Linked DNA regions of Homo sapiens: region 1 is linked to region 2. Evidence: chromatin loops called from intact Hi-C (ENCODE). Cell type or tissue: K562. All regions are shown on one strand. Each heading gives the region's core, and the rest is flanking DNA. Links, peaks and the distances in the headings are about the cores only. Region 1 overlaps FAF1 (Fas associated factor 1). Region 2 holds the start of LOC124904177 (a long non-coding RNA gene).

Region 1 (8,000 bases), core at 1-8,000, 420 kb before region 2:
GACATTCTCAACTTTTATTCATTTGAATATTATCTCTCCTACATAATCAATTCTGCTCTTTCAGAGCTCCTACTTGCCATGGAGGTGCATCTCATTCTAGCCTCCATGTCATCTTTTAAATTTTCTATACAAATTTGTACAGTGATGATTTACTTTATCTTCTATACCATTTTTTTAAACCTATAGTTTTCCAATTTACCTACCTAGTATAGAGTTTTTTCTTTGAGGATGTACTTTTAGATTCTTTATAAAATCCAATCTATTCTATTTTTTCACTATTTCTGGCTTATAAGTTCTATTCTCTACAGTTTTACATATTTTAAACATATCTACCTTAAAGTCTCTTTGTTACCAGTTCTCAAGTTGTTAGTTCTATGATTTTGGCATCTGCTGAATGTGATTGTGGCTTCTCCTGTGGTATATAACGTCTAACAACTGAGTTCATCTTCAGAAAGATTTATTTTCATACCATGCATTATGATGGTATCCTTATAAAGTGTTTCCTGTACATGCATTTGCTGAACTTTATGGACTTCATTAGTTCTAGACCAGTTTTAATTTGCATGAATTCAATCTTAATCATTTGACAGAATTTTGTATAAGCAAACACATTTTATTACACTCTACAGCACCGTGAAGATATTGCATTTTTAAAAAATTGAAGGGGCCGGGCACATTGGCTCACGCCTATAATCCTAGCACTTTGGGAGGCCAAGGCGGACTGACTGACTGAGCTCAGGAGTTCAAGACCAGCCTGGGCAACACAGTGAAACCCCGTCTCTACTAAAATACAAAAAATTAGCTGAGCATGGCAGCATGTGCCTGTAGTCCCAGCTACTCGGAAGGCTGAGGCAAGAAAATCACTTGAACGCGCGAGGCACAAGTTGCAGAGAGCCGAGATTGCGCCACTGCACTCCCGCCTGGGTGACAGGGCAAGACTCCATCTCAAAAATAAAAAAGAAAGAAAAAATTAGAGGTTTATGGCATCCCTGCATCGAGCAAGTCCATCAGAACCATTTTTCCAATAGTACACGCTAATTGCATGTTTCTGTGTCACATTTTGGTAATTCTTGCAATGTTTCAAACTTTTTCACTATTATTATATATATTATGGTAATCTATGATCTTTGATGTTACTATTGTAATTGTTTTGAGGCGCCACAAACCATGCCCACAAGACAATGAACTTCATCAATAAATGTTGTATGTGTCCTCACTGCTCTGCTGACCTGCCAGTTCCCCATCTCTCTCCTCCTTGGGAGTCCCTATTCTCTCAGACACAATATTGAAACGAGGCCAATTAATAATCCAACAATAGCCTCTAAGTGTTCAAGTCATGTTTCTCATTTTAAATCAAAAGCTTAAAATGATTAAGCTTAATGAGAAAGAAATGTTGAAAGTTGAGATAAGCTTAAAGCAAGGTTTTTTTGCACCAAATAGCCACATTGTGAATGCAAAGGAAAAGTTCTTGAGGGAAATTACGTGTTACTCTAGTGAATATACAAATAATAAGAAAGCAGAACAGCCTTACTACTAATATAGAGAAAGTTTTAGTGGTCTGAATAGAAGATTAAACCAGTCGAAACTTTTGCTTAAGCCAAAACCTAATGCAGAGCAAGGACCAAACTTGCTTACATTCTACGACACAGGTGAGGACACGCAGAAGAAAAGTTTGAAGCTTGCAGAGGTTGGCTCAAGAAGTTCAAGGAAGGAAGTCATCTCCATAACATGAAAATGCAAGGTGAAGCAGCAAGTGCTGATGTAGAAGCTGTAGTAAGTTTTATTCAGGACCTAGCTAATTGATGAAGATGCTTACACTAAACAGCAGTAGTAACATTCTATGTGGATAAAACAGCCTTCTATTGGAAGAAAACATCATCACAGCAAAAGAGAAGTCAATGCCTGGCTTCAAAGCTTCAAAGGGCAGGCTGACTTTCTCATTAGGGGCTAATGCAGATGGTGACTTTCAACTGAAGCCAATGCTTATTGACCATTCTGAAAATCCTAGGTCTCTTCAGAATTATGCTAAATCTATTCTGCCTGTGCTCTCTAAATGGAACAACAAAGCCTGAATGACAGCACATCTCTTTACCATATGGGTTACTCAATATTTTAACCCAGCTTCTGGGACCTACTGCTTAGAAAAACAGATTCCTTTCAAACTATTACTATTCATTGACAATGCACTTGGTTACTCAAGAGCTCAGATAGAGATGTACAAAGAGATCAAAGTTGTTTTTCTGGCTGCTAACACAACATCGATTCTGTAGCTCATGGGTCAAGGATTATTTTTGAATTTCAAGTCTTGTTATTTAGAAAAACGAGGCGGGCGGATCACGAGGTCAGGAGATCGAGACCATCCTGGCTAACACGGTGAAACCCCGTCTCTACCAAAAATACAAAAAATTAGCCGGGCATAGTGGCGGGCGCCTGTAGTCCCAGCTACTCGGGAGGCTGAGGCAGGAGAATGGCATGAACCCGGGAGGCGGAGGTTGCAGTGAGCCGAGATTGCGCCACTGCACTCCAGCCTGGGCAACAGAGCCAGACTCCATCTCAAAAAAAAAAAAAAAAAAGAAAAAGAAAATACATTTCATAAAGCTATAATAGCTGCTGTAGATAGTGATTCCTCTTATGGATCTGGGCAAAGTACACTGAAAACTTTCTGGAAAGGATTCACCATTCTAGATGCCATTCATAATTCATGGGAAGAGGTCAAAATATCAACATCAACAAGAGTTTGGGAGAAGTTGATTCTCACCCTTATGGATAATTTTGAGGGATTCAAGACTTCAGCAGAGGAACTGCAGATATGGTGAAGACAGCAAGATAACTAGAATTAGAAGTGGAGTGTGAAGATATGCATGAATTGCTGCAATCTTATGATAAAACCTGAATAGATACGAAGTTGCTTCTTATGGATGAGCAAAAAAAGTGGTTTCTTGAGATGAAAATCTACTCCTGATGTAGATGCTGTGAACACTGTTGAAATGTAAACAAAGGATTTAGACTATGACATAACCTTAACTGATAAAGCAGCAGTAGGGTTTGAGAGGATTGACTCCAATTTTGAAAGAAGCTCTAGTTTGTGTAAAATGCTATCAAACAGGCTGGGCGCGGTGGCTCATGCCTATAATCCCAGCACTTTGGGAGGCCGAGGCAGGCAGAACACCTGAGGTCAGGAGTTCGAGACCAGGCTGCCCAACATGGTGAAACCCTATCTCTACTAAAAATACAAAAAAAAGTAGCTGGGTGTGGTGGTGGGTGCCTGTAATCCCAGCTACTCAGGAGGCTGAGGCAGGAGAATCGCTTGAACCTGGGAGGCGGAGTTGCAGTGAGCCGAGATTGCGCCACTGCACTCCAGCCTGGGCAACAACAGCGAAACTCCGTCTGGAAAAAAAAAAAAAATTGCTATCAAACAGCACTGCATGCTACACAGAAACCTCTCATGAAAGAAGGCCAACCAATGCAGCAAATGTAATTGTTGTCTTATTTTAAGAAATTGCTAGAGCCACCCCAACTTTCAGCAACCACTATCCTGATCAGTCAGCACCTATCAACGTTGAGGCAAGACCCTTCACCAGCAAAAAGATTAATACTTGCTGAAGGCTCAGGTGATAATTAGCATTTTTTTTAACAATAAAGTGTTTTAAAATTAAGGTACATGCTTTTCTTTTTAAGACATAATGCTACTGCACACTTAATGGGCTACATAATAGTGTAAATATAACTTATATGCACTGGGAAACCAAAAAATTAGTGACTCACTTTATTCAGATATCTACTTTACCGCATTGGTCGGGAACTGAGCCTAAAATAGTTCTCACTTTTTGAGGCTAACGATGCCTTTTTCCCCTATGGCCCTGGGTAAATGGTCACCTTTTTTACTGCTTCCCTGAATCTTCACGAAAATTTTACTAGACATTATTTGAAATGTACACGCCAGGCTTTTATAGCTCCTTCCTTGTATGACAAGACACCAGCAGGACTTACTTCCCCATCTGGGCAAGACAAACTTAAGAAAATGGCCAGAACCTGCAGATGGCGCCAAAAGCAACCTCTAGTGACACTCATTGTTCATTAGCATAAGATACTCCGACCAACACCATGATACTTTACAAATGCCACAACTCAGAAGTTACCACTCCTTTTCTAGGGATTTCTGAAAAACCTGTGCCTTAATTTGCATGTAATTAAAAGTGGGTGTAAATTATTAACCAACAGCCCACAAGGGCTCTCGGCACACTGCCTATAGGTTAGCCCTGCTCCGCAAGGTGGCAGTGTGAGTTTAATAAAGTTGCTGTGTTTCACTGCTGACTCATTCTTGAATTCTTTTCTGTGCAAAGCCAAGAAACCTCCCAGGCTAAGCAAATCTTGGGTCTCGCATACCCTGCATCATTGCTAGAGAACAGAGGTCTTATATCTCATCTCCAGGCATAAGACCAGTCTTCAGCCCCTAGTATCTACATCCAGTTGAGAGGGCCAGTTGCTGAAAGCAACTGTAGAAATGATGCAGGGTATGTGAGACCCAAAATTTGGGGCTTAGTCTGGGAGGTTCTGATAAAACCATTGCAATGACACTGATTTCCCTTTTTGGTTCTAGTACCTGACAATTGTCTATTTTTGCTTTCTAGCTTGACCATATTTAGTATTTTTGTTGTTAATACTTTATTCTACTGGCTGATTTTATTTAGTATTAAAGAGGGTCTTCAGTCTACCAGACCATTTGAAAGTCTATTGTTTATTATTTTCTTCATTCTGTCTTAAAACTAATTTCTTAAACATAAAAATAAAACCATCCCATACCCTGGTATACCCTCCATCAACACTTCATAATTTTAATATTTGCTATATGTTTTTAATTTATTGTTTTGAGACAGAGTCTCACTCTGTCACCTAGCCTAGAGTATAGTAGTGTGATCACAGCTCACTATAATACTGAACTCCTAAACTCAAGTGATCCTCCCACCTCAGCTCCCAAGTAGCTAGGACTACAGGCGAGCACCACCAAACCCAGCTAATTTCTTTACTTTTCGTAGAAATGGAGTCTCACTATTACCTAGGCTGGTCTTGAGGTACTGGTCTCATACAATCCACCTGCCTCAGTCTCCCAATGCACAAGGATTACTGGCATTAGCCACCATGCACAGCCAACTGCCCTATATATTTCAAACCCACTTTCTAAAAAAGTCAGAAATGTTTATAGATGATTTAAGTCTCCATCCCTTCTCCATCTTATTTTCTTTTCTTTCTTTTTTTTTTTTTTTTTTTTTTTTTTTTGGAGACAGGGTCTCACTCTGTCACCTGGGCTGGAGTGCAGTGGTGCAGTCACAGGTCACTGCAGCCTCAACCTCCCGAGCTCAAGCAGTTCTCCTGTCTCAGCCTGTAATGTAGCTGAGACTACAGCCATGGACCACCATGCCCAGCTAATCTTTGTTTTTCGTTTTCTGTTTTTGTAGAGACAGGGTTTTGCCATGTTGCCCAAGTTGGTATCTCATTTCTTTTCCTTCTTCCCTTCCCAGAAGTGTGAGAAAGTTATACCACCATGTTTTTTATATTTTTACATTATATATGAATTCATATTAAAGAATACTGAATTTTTTTGTTTTTCAAAGTATTCTATAAATCATACCAATCTGAATCTATTGTTTTGTTACAAAAGTAATGGTTTCCAGCTGTCCCTATACTCATTTATTTCTTATTTATTTCATTTTATTTATTTTCAGACTGTAGATTTTGGGGGTTTGTTGTTTTATTTATATATTTTAATTAACAAAAATTGAATATATTTATCACGTACAATATAATGTTTTGAAATATGTATACATTGTAGAATGGCTAAATGGGGCTAACATATGTATTACCCTACATATTTTAGCATTTTTTTGGTGAGAACACCTACAATCAACTCTCTACCCAACTTTCAAAAATATGATACATATATTCTTTTTTTCTTTTTTTTCTGAGACAGGGTCTTACTCTGTTGCCCAGGCTGGAGTGCAGTGGCACAGTCTCAGCTCACTGCAACCTCCCTCTCCCAGGTTCAAGCAATTCTCCTGTCTCAGCCTCCCAAGCAGCTGAGATTACAGGCACTTGCCACCATGCCCAACTAATTTTTGTATTTTTAATAGAGACGGGATTTCACCATGTTGGTCAGGCTGGTCTCGAACTCCTGATCTTGTGATCCACCCCCCTCGGCCTTCCAAAGTGCTGGGATTACAGGTGTGGGCCACTGCACCCAGCCTCTAATACATACATTCTTATTAAGTACTGTCATCATGTTATACAATACAGCTCATGAACTTACCCCCCTAACTGAAATTTTGTATCCTTTGACCAATACCTCCCCAACTCCCCAGACTCTAGTTTTGATAAAACCAGTCATTCAAATCCTCCTTTAACTATCACTACCATCCTTTTCCTCAAAAAGACAACTGGTTTAATTTCGTATGTGTGTTTTTGTGTTTTAACAAATAAGAATGCTCCAACTATTGCCCTGAAGCAGCTCACTGTCTAAGAGGACAAAAGCATGTAAACAATACTATAGTAGGATATGTGCTATAATAGTATGTAAAATGTGTAAAACGACTAAAAAGAGACAGTAAATGACCTACAGAAAATAAAGGTATGCATTCCAGAGGACACAGTACTTGAGCAGGCTTCGTGCTTCTCAAGATGAAATGGAGTACGTCAGGCAAATAAAAGGTGGAGAACATTCCATACAGAGAAAACATTATGGCCAAAGACACAGATGTATGAAATTAAGGTACGTTCTGGAAAGTAAAAGTAGGTCAAATCAAGAATACCTAGTACCCAGATCTTATTTTCTAATACCACTGTTCAATAAAAGGAACCAGTGTTCCTTGTAGAAATGGCTAATTCTAGGACTGATATTAGGAAGGCAATATACAAGACGAACCTGGAACACCTTGTAGTGCCAGAATGCAAGTAAGTGTTCAAATGTAAACACCACACATACATACACACGTACACTAATGATGGGGATACGACAAACGAATACGTCAAAGGGATATAAAGCTAACTGAACTCCCAATGGCCAAAGCTAAAACATTTGTTTTTTTGTTTTGTTTTGTTTTGAGATGGAGTCTCACTCTGTCACCCAGGCTGGAGTGCAGTGGCGCAATCTCAGCTCACAGCAACCTCCGCCTCCCAGGTTCAAGTGATTCTCCTACCTCGGCCTCCTGAGTAGCTGGGATTACAGGAGCACCACCACACCTGGCTAATGTTTGTATTTTTAGTAGAGATGGGGTTTTGCCATGTTGGCCAGGCTGGTCTTGAACTCCTGACCTCAGGTGGTCCGCCCACCTCGGCCTCCCAAAGTGCTGGGATTACAGGCATGAGCCACCGCACCCAGCCAAAAGCTAAAACATTTCAACAAAGTGAAGTAGTATTGAATTACAACCTAAATTATAAAATAAATATCCATGAGTCCAGATAGATATAAATAAATGATTTAATAAATAAATAAACAGGGAAGAGACAAATTCCTTATGTAAAAGAATTTCAAATAATTTATGTAGCTACTCCACCCTCAAGGAGGTTGAGTATAATTTCCTATTCCTAAAGTATGGGATGCACATAGTAACTTCCTTCCCAAGGGCGACAGCACAGGTAGTGGGGAGAAAGAGTACCTTTACAGTGGAGAAACCTAACAACGCTCAGTCAGGTGATCAAGGTCAATATCAACAATGCTAAGTCATGTTAAAATATAATGTGATGAAAATGGTACTTTACCTCTGTGGTCTTCCTTCCCAAGTCCCATAGTTCCAGTTTAATCATGAGAAAAAGATTAGACAAATCCCTACTGATGTACACTTTACAAAATACTTGAACAGTATTCTTGAAAACTGTCAGCCATCAAAAACAAGGAATGGCTGTGAAACTAACACAGAAGGAGGAGCCTAAGGAAGTATAGTAACTAAATCTAATGTGGTATCTTAGATGGCATCCTGGAACAGAAAAGAACATTAGGTAAAAATATC
Region 2 (10,630 bases), core at 1,502-9,501:
ATTAGCCGGGTGTGGTGGCACACACCTATAATTCCAGCTACTCGGGAGGCTGAGACAGGAGAATCACTTGAATCCAGGAAGCGGAAGTTGCAGTGAGCCGAGATGGCACCACTGCACTCCAGCCTGGGTGACAGAGACTCCGTCTCAAAAAAAAAGTCTTGGGGCCAGGTATGGTGGCTCACACCTGTAATCCCAGCACTTTGGAAGGCTTAGGCAGGTGGATCATAATCACTTGAGCTCAGGAGTTCAAGACCAGCCTGGGCAACATGGCGAAACCCCATCTCCACCAAAAAAAAAAAAAAAAAAAAAAAAAAAATTAGCCAGGCATGGTGGTGCAAGCCTGGGGTCCCAGCTACTTGGGAGGCTTAGGTGGGAGGATCGCTGGAGCCCAAGAAATCTAGGCTGCAGTGAGCTATGATCACCCCACTGCATTCCAGCCTGGGTGACAGAGTGAGATTCTATCTCAAAAAAAAAAAAAAAATTCTTTTCACCATGTCTTTGTCAGGCTATTGGTTCCTTTTGTTTGTTTGTTTTTGCCTCGACTGCCAGGAAGCTCAGAATACTAAATTAGGCTGAATGCAGTGGCTTACGCCTGTAATTCCAGCACTTTGGGAGGCTGAGGTTAGAGGATCTCTTGAGCCCTGGAGTTCAACACCAGCTTGGGCAACACAGTGAGATATCATCTCTACAAAAAAATAAAAATAGTAGCTGAGCATGGCGGTGCACACCTGTAGTCAGGAGGCTGAAGTGAGAGGATCCTTTGAGCCCAGGAGTTTGAGGCTGTGGTGAGCTGATATCACCACTACACTCCAGCCTGCATGACAGAGTGAGACCCCACCTCTAAAATAAATATTTAAAAATAAATAAAATAAAATAATAGTACTAAACTTTCATTCATAGTAACTGTGTTTGCTTAAATGAGCATTTCCTAAACTATCAAAGAAGATAATGGATGTGAAAACACTTTGTAGCCATAAAGTTCTAGAAAGACATTATTGTTGTGGTTCTTGTTATGTTCTAGGAAGGGAATTTCAGTTTAGACCAGTATTTCTCAACTGTTCTGTGGTCCCAAGTTAGCAAATGTTTCATTCTATTTTATTTTATTTTAGAGACAGGGTCTCACTCTGTCACCCAGGCTGGAGTGCAGTGGCACTATCACAGCTCACTGTAGCCTTGACCTCCTGGGCTCAAGCGATCCTCCCACCTCAGCCTCCCAAGAAACTGGGACTACAGATGCAGGACACCATGCCCCACTAAATTTTGAATTTTTTGTAAAGATGGGGTTTCACCATGTTGGCCAGGCTGGTCTTGAACTCCTGGTCTCAAACGATCCACCTACCCTGGCCTCCCAAAGTTCTGGGATTACAGGCATGAACCACCACACCCAGCCAGCAAATGTTTCATTTTTTAAAAAAGGATTCTCCCCTTCCCCCGAAATAAATAAAAATTAGAAATGATTCTGTGGCCAAATAAGTTAGAGAAAAAACATATCTTTAAACTTCTTCTTAGATTAATATATAAAGACTCCAAGAAAGCCTATAGTATATAAACTGTGTTTAGGCCAGTCTTTCCCAAATGTATTTAATCACATAAATCATTTAATGCATAAACAGTATTTTGCAGATTACAGTTTGGGAAATTCTCCCCTAAGTTTTTGGTATAGTTGCTGCCCTTGCCCTTCCTACAATATCCTCCTGCTCCACTTGATAGTAATAGCTTTACTGTATTTTTTTTTTTTTTTTTTGAGATGGAGTTTCACTCTTGTTGCCCAGGCTGGAGTGCAATGGCACGATCTCAGCTCACTGCAACCTCCACCTTTCAGATTCAAGAGATTCTCCTGCCTCAGCCTCCCGAGTAACTGGGATTACAGGCATGCGCCACCACGCCCGGCTAATTTTGTATTTTTAGTAGAGGTGGGGTTTCTCCATGTTGATCAGGCCAGTCTCTAACTCCTGACCTCAGGTGATCTGCCTGCCTTAGCCTCCCAAAGTGCTGGGATTACAGGCGTGAGCCACCATGCCTGGCCTATGGTATATTTTAAACCATAAAATATTTTAAAACTTTAGAAATATTCAGGTTGTAAGTGCTAAATCAAACTATATAAATATTGACCGTTTCAATTTATAAAGTGTTTAACACATTTTCCTCGTTGATACTCATAACTGCTCTGTAAAATGGGAAAGGAATCTATTATTATACCCATTTTACATAAGGGGAAGAGGGAACCGACCTAAAGCTACTCAGTTAATGAACAGTACAGCCAGGACCAGAAAAAGGTCTCTCAAGCAGGCTTCCTTCTACTTTTCTGGCTCCCTTACTACTTGAATAACAAGGACTCTTAGCAAGCTGGAACTTTATCTGATGCCTACTCAAATCGTGCATAGAATTAGCATCACAACCATGGCTCAGAATATGGGCTGTGGGCCCAGACTGCTGAGTTCAAATTCTGACTCCAACTCACCAGCTGTGTGACCTGGGCAAGTTATTTGATCTTTCTACTAATCTATTAGGCCTTATTACCCCCATCTGTAAAATGGAGACACCAGCAGCGCCTACTCAGAGGGTTGATGTGAGTCTCAAATCAGGCAATAGGCAATGGGTGTGGGCAGCCTTGAATATAGCAAGTGCTCGATAACGATGTTGGCTATTATGTGAGTTCAGAGTTGAATATAACGTGAAAAGGTTGGCCGAGTGAGGGGGACCGTGAAAACAATTATAATCATTGTGACAAGACTGGAGCAGACAGGCTGGGATCACTGGCAGCCGGGTGATGCCGCTGCCTGGGCACATGGACATGGGGCTCTCTGTCCAGGAGGGTGTCCCTCTCTGCCTTTTATCTGCAGCCTGCCTGTCTCTCCACTCTCAGCCCCAATGGACCCTCTCTAAGGGGCAGGGGCTGGGCCAGACTCCCAGGTGAATTGTGAAACCCTCCCCAGGCCCCTGAGGCATGAAGGTCTTTCTCCTCATCCACCTCCCCCTGGCTGTGGCTCTCAGTGAATCCCCACAATCCTATACCCGGAGGGCAGCGCCAGTCCAGACCTCCTACCCACCAGAGCAGGCACTGGCAGCGAGATAGGGTTGGAGGAGAAGTAGCGCCGGGACTTCCGGATGGCAAACTTCTCTGTGGGTAGAGATTTCCCAGCAATCTTGAGCTTCAGGCCTGGCACAGCTCTGCGAAAGAGATGGGGAGGGTGGGAGAGGATGAAAAAGAGCAGGAGAGGGCAGAGGGTCCCCAGCCTACCCAGCTATGCTTGGCGCCTCTCTGGGCCTCAGTTTCCCCATCTGCACAATGACAGTGTTAGACTCTAAAGAGCCTTCTAGGTCTGAAATAGCCTGCGGCTATAATTTTAGAGACCCTGCCCCAAGACCTGGCCACTTCCTATGGCTGGGCAAGGGGTTCCTCCCCGCCAGCTGGCAGAGATGAGAGTGTGCCAAACACCCCTGGGCCGGCCCTGCCTCCTAGTTATCGCCTCCACTCCCAGGCTCCATTTCTGGGGAGGATCCAAGAGAAGTTTAACCCCAATTTCACAGGAGAGACCAACACTCGGAGAAAGGGTGGGACCTACCCAAGACCAAACAGCTCAAACCCTTAATTAACTCTTGCCTCGCGAGTTCTGGCCTTCTCAGCTGTTTCCAAGGGCAGAGCAAAATGCGGTATGCCACCAGGCACGCCCCCACATCTGGGGCCTCACCCACCAGCTCCATCCCACCCTCCTCCTATTTCTGCCACAGTCACCGGGTGTGGCTGTGACCTCAGGCCTGAGCCATTTAGGCTCAGGGAACAGCTGGATGTGGGTGTGAGGTCCCCCCAAACTCTTCCTTTGCTTATTCACTGTAGAACCTCTCTTGGCCTTAATTTCCTCATCTCTAAAATGGAGGTAATGACACCTGCCCTCCTAGGCTTTCTGGAAGAGTCATCTGAGAGGGGGACATGGAGTCTGCTGTAGTAGCAGACACTCTGTAAGTGATAAATGCCCTATTATTGTGACAACAGTAGCCTAGGAGGCTCATATTATACCCATTTCTGGGTCTGCAAATTGGGCTCAACCTCACCAAGACTGGAGGAAGGCTCTAAGCTCCATCCTCCACCTGCCAAGGCTGAGCTCTGCTCTAAAGACACTTCATAGGAAGCAAACACGGTGGTACAGGTAAGAATGAAAACAGCCACCACTTAGTGGGCAGCTTCTAGGCTCCTAGTTCTATGCGCCAGGCTCTTAACATTTATTATCTAGTTGATTTGCAAAACAGTGCTGCGAGGTGGAGGTTGTTGTTCCCATTTTACAGATGCTGAAGTTGTCCAAGGTGACACAGCTAAGAACAAGCAGAGGCTGGGTTTACTCTTGTTTGTTCGATTCCGACTGTCAGCTCTCTACTGTGCTTCTCTGAGTGTCTCAGGTTAACTCAGCAGAGTGAAAGACCTTCCCTCCCTGGACCTTGGAGCCACATCTGTCCTACTGTCCACATGAAAGAGACTCGGAGGAAGACGATATTAGCAAAACCATTTCTGTGAAAGAAAGCCTCTGAAGAAAGTCAAAGGGCTCCAACCACCAGCAGCAGCAGCATGGGGTGGTGATGGGAGGGGAGGACACGCAGGGGGGGCAGTCCGCGGGTGGGGGCAGGGAGCCACCCTACTCCTCCCTCCCCAGTGCCCACAGCTCAGGGTGGCCTGGCTGGTCTGTCCATAGCGGCCTACACGGTGGGAGTGGCCTACACAGTGGGAGCACGATGTGGGACCCACCGAAATAATTCCACTTCGTCGTCCCCGAACGGCTTGTGGTCCTCCTTCCCAAACATGCTGAGGTAGGCGGCCTTCATGTAAATGTAGGTGGCCTGTGCGAGACAGAGCAACAGCCAGGTGTGAGCAGCCCTCCTCCAGCCCCAGCCGGGCTGGAATCTGCAGACGGACCTCACGTGGCCCAGCACAGGAGCTCCCGTTGTCTCCAAGCCCCAGGGGAGAAATGAAGGTAAGAAGCTGAAGCAACTTGAAGACCTGAATCCAGGACAACCCATGTCAAAGCAGCCACCTTCTTCTCCACTTGAAGCAGTGGCAAGAAGAACCCATGCAACTAGTAATAGGCAGGACAGACTGGGGCTGCGGCAGAGACACAAGGACAGGGGCGCACTCGGGGCTTCCGGGAAGCAACAGCTTCACAGTGGGCCCCTGAAGGGCAATGGGGAAATTCCCTGAGGCCCCAGACAGGCCTTCCAGCCAGGAGGAAGAGGCTGAGCAAAGCCAGGAGGTGGCAGGATGTGTGTGGACTACCAATAGGAGGATGAAGCACGGGCTGTAAAAAGAAGAGGCTTGAGCCAGAAACGTGAGCAGGGCCTGGGTCGGGTCAGCTCGGGCCACCCTGGTAGAACTAACTGCCTTGCTGTGTGTGCCAGGCACACCACATCCAGCACCTCGCTTGATCCCAAAGCCAATGCCAGAAAGGAGTCCGTACCCCACCTCTGCTTCCTGGGACCCCAGAGCTACTGGGGCAGAGCCGGGAGTCAACCCCAGCACCTTGCCCACTAAATGCACAGCCAGCCCTGACAGGGAAACCGTGGCCCTGCGGGAGACCCCCTACCCCACCCAGTCCTCCCTGCACACCACGCCCCTTCCTCAGAAGTCCTGAGACAGGAGCCTGGCTCTGTGCTGCCCTCAAGTGGCCAAGCCCCGAACCACAGCTCCTGCCTCCTGGCTAAGAAAGGGTGGAAAGGAAAAGGCGCCGGACATCCGGGAGTCCTGCCTAAAGCAGGCGGAAAGCGGCCTCCACCTGGCAGCCCCACCCATGCCGGGGCCTCAGCCCGCCCTTCACAACATGAGGGAAAGCTGGTCTTCGTGGGCCACGGCGGGAAGAGTCTCCCTCCCTGAAATCTGTTCCCGGTCCCATCTTTTTTTTTTTTTGATGTGGTCTCGCTCTGTCGCCCAGGCTAAGGCTGGAGTGCTATGGCGCGATCTCGGCTCACTGCAACCTCCGCCTCCCAGGTTCAAGCGATTCTTGTTGCCTCAGCCTCCTGAATAGCTGGGACTGCAGGCATGCACCACCACGCCAGGCTAATTTTTGTATATTTTAGTAGAGACGGGGTTTCACCATGTTGGCCAGGCTGGTTTCAAACTCCTGACCTCAAGCTATCCGCCCGCCTCAGCCTCCCAAAGTGCTAGGATTACAGGCATGAGCCACTGCGTCTGGCCCCGGTCCCATCTTTAACCTCCCGGGTCACCCTTGTCCTCTCCCTTTCCCCTGCCCCTGACGTGGAGACACCAAGTCCCGGTGACTTTACCTCCCGTCTCACTCTAGGATCCTGCTGGCCTTGCCCTACGGCTCTCATTATCGGACTGCCACCATCTCCACACCGTCTCCCTGTTCCAGGCTACCCGGGATGTCTTTCTGCTGTCCTGGTACACATTGTCTCCTATCTCCCTGCTCCCACTCCTGTCCCCTGCAAGCCATTTCGCACACTGACCTTTTTAAGTCAGATCATGTCAGTTCCTTCTGGAAATCTGGTTATATTCCATCACACTCAGGAGACATCTCCTACAATTTCCTTGACACCTGCAGCACTCCAGCCACACGACGGCCTCAGGGCGGTTCCCAGGACACATCAAACACACTCCTGCCCTGCTGTGCCCTGCCCAGCTCCCTCTGCCCTAACGGCCTGCCATGTGACTGCCACGTGCTGCTCCTGCGCTCCATTCTGGTGTCCTCTGAGACAGGCTTCCCCCGACCTCCCCTTACAAAGCCCCTCCCATCACTCCCTGCATCCAGCCTCGCTTGTTCTTCACTGCACTTACTGGAACCAGACATCGTGTTATATTGCCCATCTGTGTTTCTTGTCTCCCCACTAGGACGTGAGCCTTGAGGGGGTCTTTTCCTGCTCATGCTTGTATTTCCTGCCTTAGAACAGGACCCAGCCAGCGGGGTGGCCCAGCAACTGCTGGTGGGCTTTCTAAAGCACCTATCTAAGCCACAAGCCTGCCAAGGCTCCCCCACTGCTGGATAAAGCCCAAACAGCCACTCATGTCCTCCAGGACCTGCCCTAACCTTTCTTTTTCTGGCTCATCTTCTGCCATTTCCTCCCCTACACTCCTTAAACTCTCCCCAGGCCTCTGCCTGTGCTGCTCCTCGGCCCGGGATGCCATTATCCCTTCACCAGGCTCATCTCCAAGAGTCTTCCCTCCTGCCCACAGACAGCTCACCCTCACTGCACCACCAGGGTTAGGATGGGGGCTGTGACTTAGAGTTGTGGACGCCCCAGCTCTCCAGGGATGTACAGGGGCTATGCTGGGACAAAAGAGCAGCTGTCACCCCTGATGCAAGCCCCCTGCCCTTCTGCCACACAAACTCTTCACCCTGTGGCACACAGCCCCTCTGCAGCGCCCTGGCTTCTGAGCCTTTGGTCCTGCCGCCCTCTTGGCTTGGGGTGTCCTCTCACTTCCTCCACTCTGCCTCCCTAAGTCCTTCCTCTCCAAGACCCACCTCAGAGGTCTCTCCTCAGAAGCCTTCCTGTCCTCTTTGGTTGCCTGGGCATGCCTTTAGCTCCTTGGGTTTCCCAAGCCCTGAGCACGCCACTGTCACCACCTTGTTTCTGGCCATCTCAGCCTCTAGGCTGCCAGCACTGGGGGAAACACAAAGGCCTCCACAGGGCTGACTGCAGGAGATAGGTCAGGGTGGTGAGAAAAATTACAGAAAGAAGCAAACCTTGGAAGGCTCGGAGGTTTTGCAAAAGCTTCGGGAAAGGATTTGGCTGAAGGCAGCTGAATTCTCTCAGAGTAGATAACAAGAAGTAAGGGAATTGATCTAGATAAGTTGGTTTACTTAGGCCTCGGAACCTGGCCTTTAATCATCATGCGGAGGACTGCTCTTTCTGGGGGGGCGACAATGTTAATTACCCACAAATGGAGTTTGCTTTAGGCCTTTGTCATTACATCTGTACTAAATAAATGCAAGCGTGGCAGGCTTATGGGGGCCGCTGCTGACTCTGGCAGGGGTCCCCCATCTGCTGACAGGCAAGCCTGTGTCTGCATACTCCGTTCATCCGTCGCTCAGCCAGGGTCTGCGGGTCAGACCCAGCAGCTGACCTCGGAGGATCCTGGCAGAGGGGGGCGCTGCCTGCACAGAGCAGGTGGTGCCTATGGCAATGGCCAGAGGCCCAGGCCCCAGGACTAGAAGTTGGTGGAGTCTGTGGTGGCCAAGTTCTGGAGATTAGAAATGGGTGGGGCCCCAGAACTCAGAGGGTTACAACCCCCATTTTTCACAGAAGTCCTCATGAGGAGAGTGTTGCAGAGAGAGAGGGACTGGCCACCCCAAAGCCACACAGCGGTCTGGGGACTGAGCCAGATTTCCTGACAGCTGGGAGGCCTGGCCCACCTTCTGTTCCTCTATATAGCAGCTGTGTGCCCCCACCAGGTCTCTCCTTCCCCATATGGTTAGCCCCAGCCACCCACCTCACTCTACAGGAAGGCTTCGAGAGTCACTTTCAGTTCAAAAAGGTTCCCTAAGGCCCAGAATCCCAGCACTTTAGGAGGCAGAGGTGGGAAGATTGCTTGGGCCCAGGAGTTCAAGACTAGCCTGACCAACATAGCAAGACCCTGTCTCTAAAAAAAGAAAAAAGGTTCCCTGAGGCTTTGTCCTTTTTGGGAGTAGGAGGTGATGAGGAGGGGGTGTGGGGGCCATGGGAGCTGGGCCTGAGGAAGCACCTTCAACAGCAGGGTGGGCTCAGGGCAAGCCCCGACTCCTCAGGAGGACTCTAGGAGCAAGAGAGAAGCAGAGGCCTCTGAGTCACACAGGACTGTCCTCAAATCCGGTGTCTGTCACCAACAGCCATGTGGGTGGGAAAGTCACAGTCCTCGCTTAGCATCAGTGGCCCTCATGTGCCCAATGGAGATAATAACTTCTCCTCACTGGGTGTGGTGTGGAGGACATGACAGGTGCCAGACATGTTGAGAGCTCAGTAGAAGCCTGCTCCCTTCCCCAGCCCCACCTGCCCCAGACCCAGAGAATTCCCCTTCAGCTTGGTCCCCAGGCAGGGCTACGGAAGAGACCTCCATGCAGAGGAGGGGGAGGGACCAGATGCAGATGACAGGTCTCCTAACAGGTGCCAATGTGGGTCAGTTCTAACGGCTGCCTGGAGCTTTGCAGGGAAGGTATCTAAGGTCACAGCTAGGCTCATGGCAGAGGATTGATTAGCAATGTCTGCTATGGGCAGGGGATGAAGCCATGAAGACACATGTCCTGTGTATTTACAAATAACAGATTAGACGTTTGCTGAGCTAGGTGGTTGTAAGACTCTTGGTTCCAATTTCTGCACTATCATTACTATGATGGTACAAGCTAACACTTATTTCAATACTTACCATGATAAATTTCATCTTTGGTAGGCGGGCATCTGTTTGGCTTTGTTTTGCCTGTATGGCATCTTGTTAATCCCTCCACTATTTCTGGGTGCATCATTTTCTTCTGTGGAACCACCCCTCTCCTACTCTCAGCCCATGAGGAATCTTCCCACCCCTCTGTTCCAGGCATTGGCAGGTGACAAGTCAGACCAGTGAGGCTCAAACTGTGGGACTCTGGTTGAAACCAAGGGGAGGATATGAGTAGAAGCAGCCCGTGGCCACCTTGCCTGTCACATGGAGAGAACCTTCCTGCAAAGATGCAGCAGAAACAAAGATGTCATAGGAGAGAGCACAGCCACAAATGGAAAGACCAAGCCAGACGACATCATTTGAATTCCTGGATCCAGCCCTACCTGAAGTCGGATGTGCCAAGAATGTTCAGTTATATGAGCCTTTTGTGTTTTGGACCTGCATAGTCCAATATAGTGGCCACAAGCCCTACATGGCTATTTAAATTTAACATTTAGTTAATTAAAATTAAATAAAACTGAAAACAATCAGTTTCCCAGTTGCACTAGGCACATTTCATGTGCTCATTGTGCACATGTGGCTGGTGACTACCATATTTGGGCAGTGCATAAGTAGAACATTTCTACCACAGAAACAGTTCTACTGGACAGAGGGAGCCATGTTTCTGTCCTTTGTGACTAGAAATCTCTTTGTGACACATTGTGGTTCAGAAGTTTCTCTTGTGGTCTTTAGTTCCTTCCAAGCCTGAGTCCTATTAGAATTTAAGGTTATGTTTAGATTCCAGCTGAGACATCTGTGTTCAGTTAGGGATTTGGCCCGTGGTCTGGAGGCACACAGTCAGCCCTGGTCACCCAATGCCCCTAACACGTGGCATCAGCCCACCTTGGACCAGCAGTTCTCCTTGCTGAGCAGGTCGGCGTAGAAGTAGGACATCTTCCACTGGCCCTTGTAGGTGAAGCACCACATCAGCTCCCAGTAGCACATGTGGTGGAACTGCTTCCAGTGCTGCTGGGCCTCACAGCACTCCTCGAAACGCCGGATGGCCTGCAGGCACCTTCTGGTCAGCCTGACGGGTGCCCACCCAGCCCCAACCCCTCTGCATCCTCCGAACCTCCCAACACCACAGCAGACCGGGACTCCTCCAGGGCATAGTGGTCCAGCCCTGTGCTAGGCTCAGGTGGGGCCCCAGGAGCCAGGAGATCTGGCCTCCAGTCCTGGTTTTACCTCCTAAGTCTTACATGACGTTGGGCTCAAATACAGCCCCCGCCTAGGACTCTGGTT

What was found. Peaks named below come from ENCODE experiments on the same cell type or tissue, not always from the same donor. Only the 100,000 strongest peaks of a DNase experiment are listed, where the experiment ranks them.
Region 1: it touches region 2 in a loop (5-fold over the local background); 4 of 110 quality-filtered maps call a loop at or near these places.

Annotation. Positions count from the first base shown.
Region 1 is chr1:50,869,510-50,877,509 of GRCh38, forward strand. The region is part of intron 1 of FAF1 (Fas associated factor 1); the gene reads right to left. Among named protein-coding and RNA genes, the nearest start is that of FAF1, 87 kb to the right of the region's middle. RefSeq lists an enhancer at 4,148-4,442. In K562, for the core only: a CTCF peak has its summit at 4,226 (motif pointing right); DNase peaks (open chromatin) are centred at 4,032 and 4,312; H3K4me3 peaks cover 396 bases.
Region 2 is chr1:51,291,341-51,301,970 of GRCh38, forward strand. It overlaps TTC39A (tetratricopeptide repeat domain 39A), which reads right to left. Exons shown (of 18, transcript NM_001297663.2): 12 at 10,232-10,393; 13 at 4,739-4,830; 14 at 3,051-3,171. LOC124904177 (a long non-coding RNA gene) reads left to right here and starts at 3,166. Exons shown (of 2, transcript XR_007066082.1): 1 at 3,166-4,148; 2 at 9,506-9,876. RefSeq lists an enhancer at 6,441-7,083 and a silencer at 9,906-9,955. In K562, for the core only: CTCF peaks have their summits at 5,179, 5,653 (motif pointing left) and 8,086 (motif pointing right); DNase peaks (open chromatin) are centred at 3,731 and 5,641.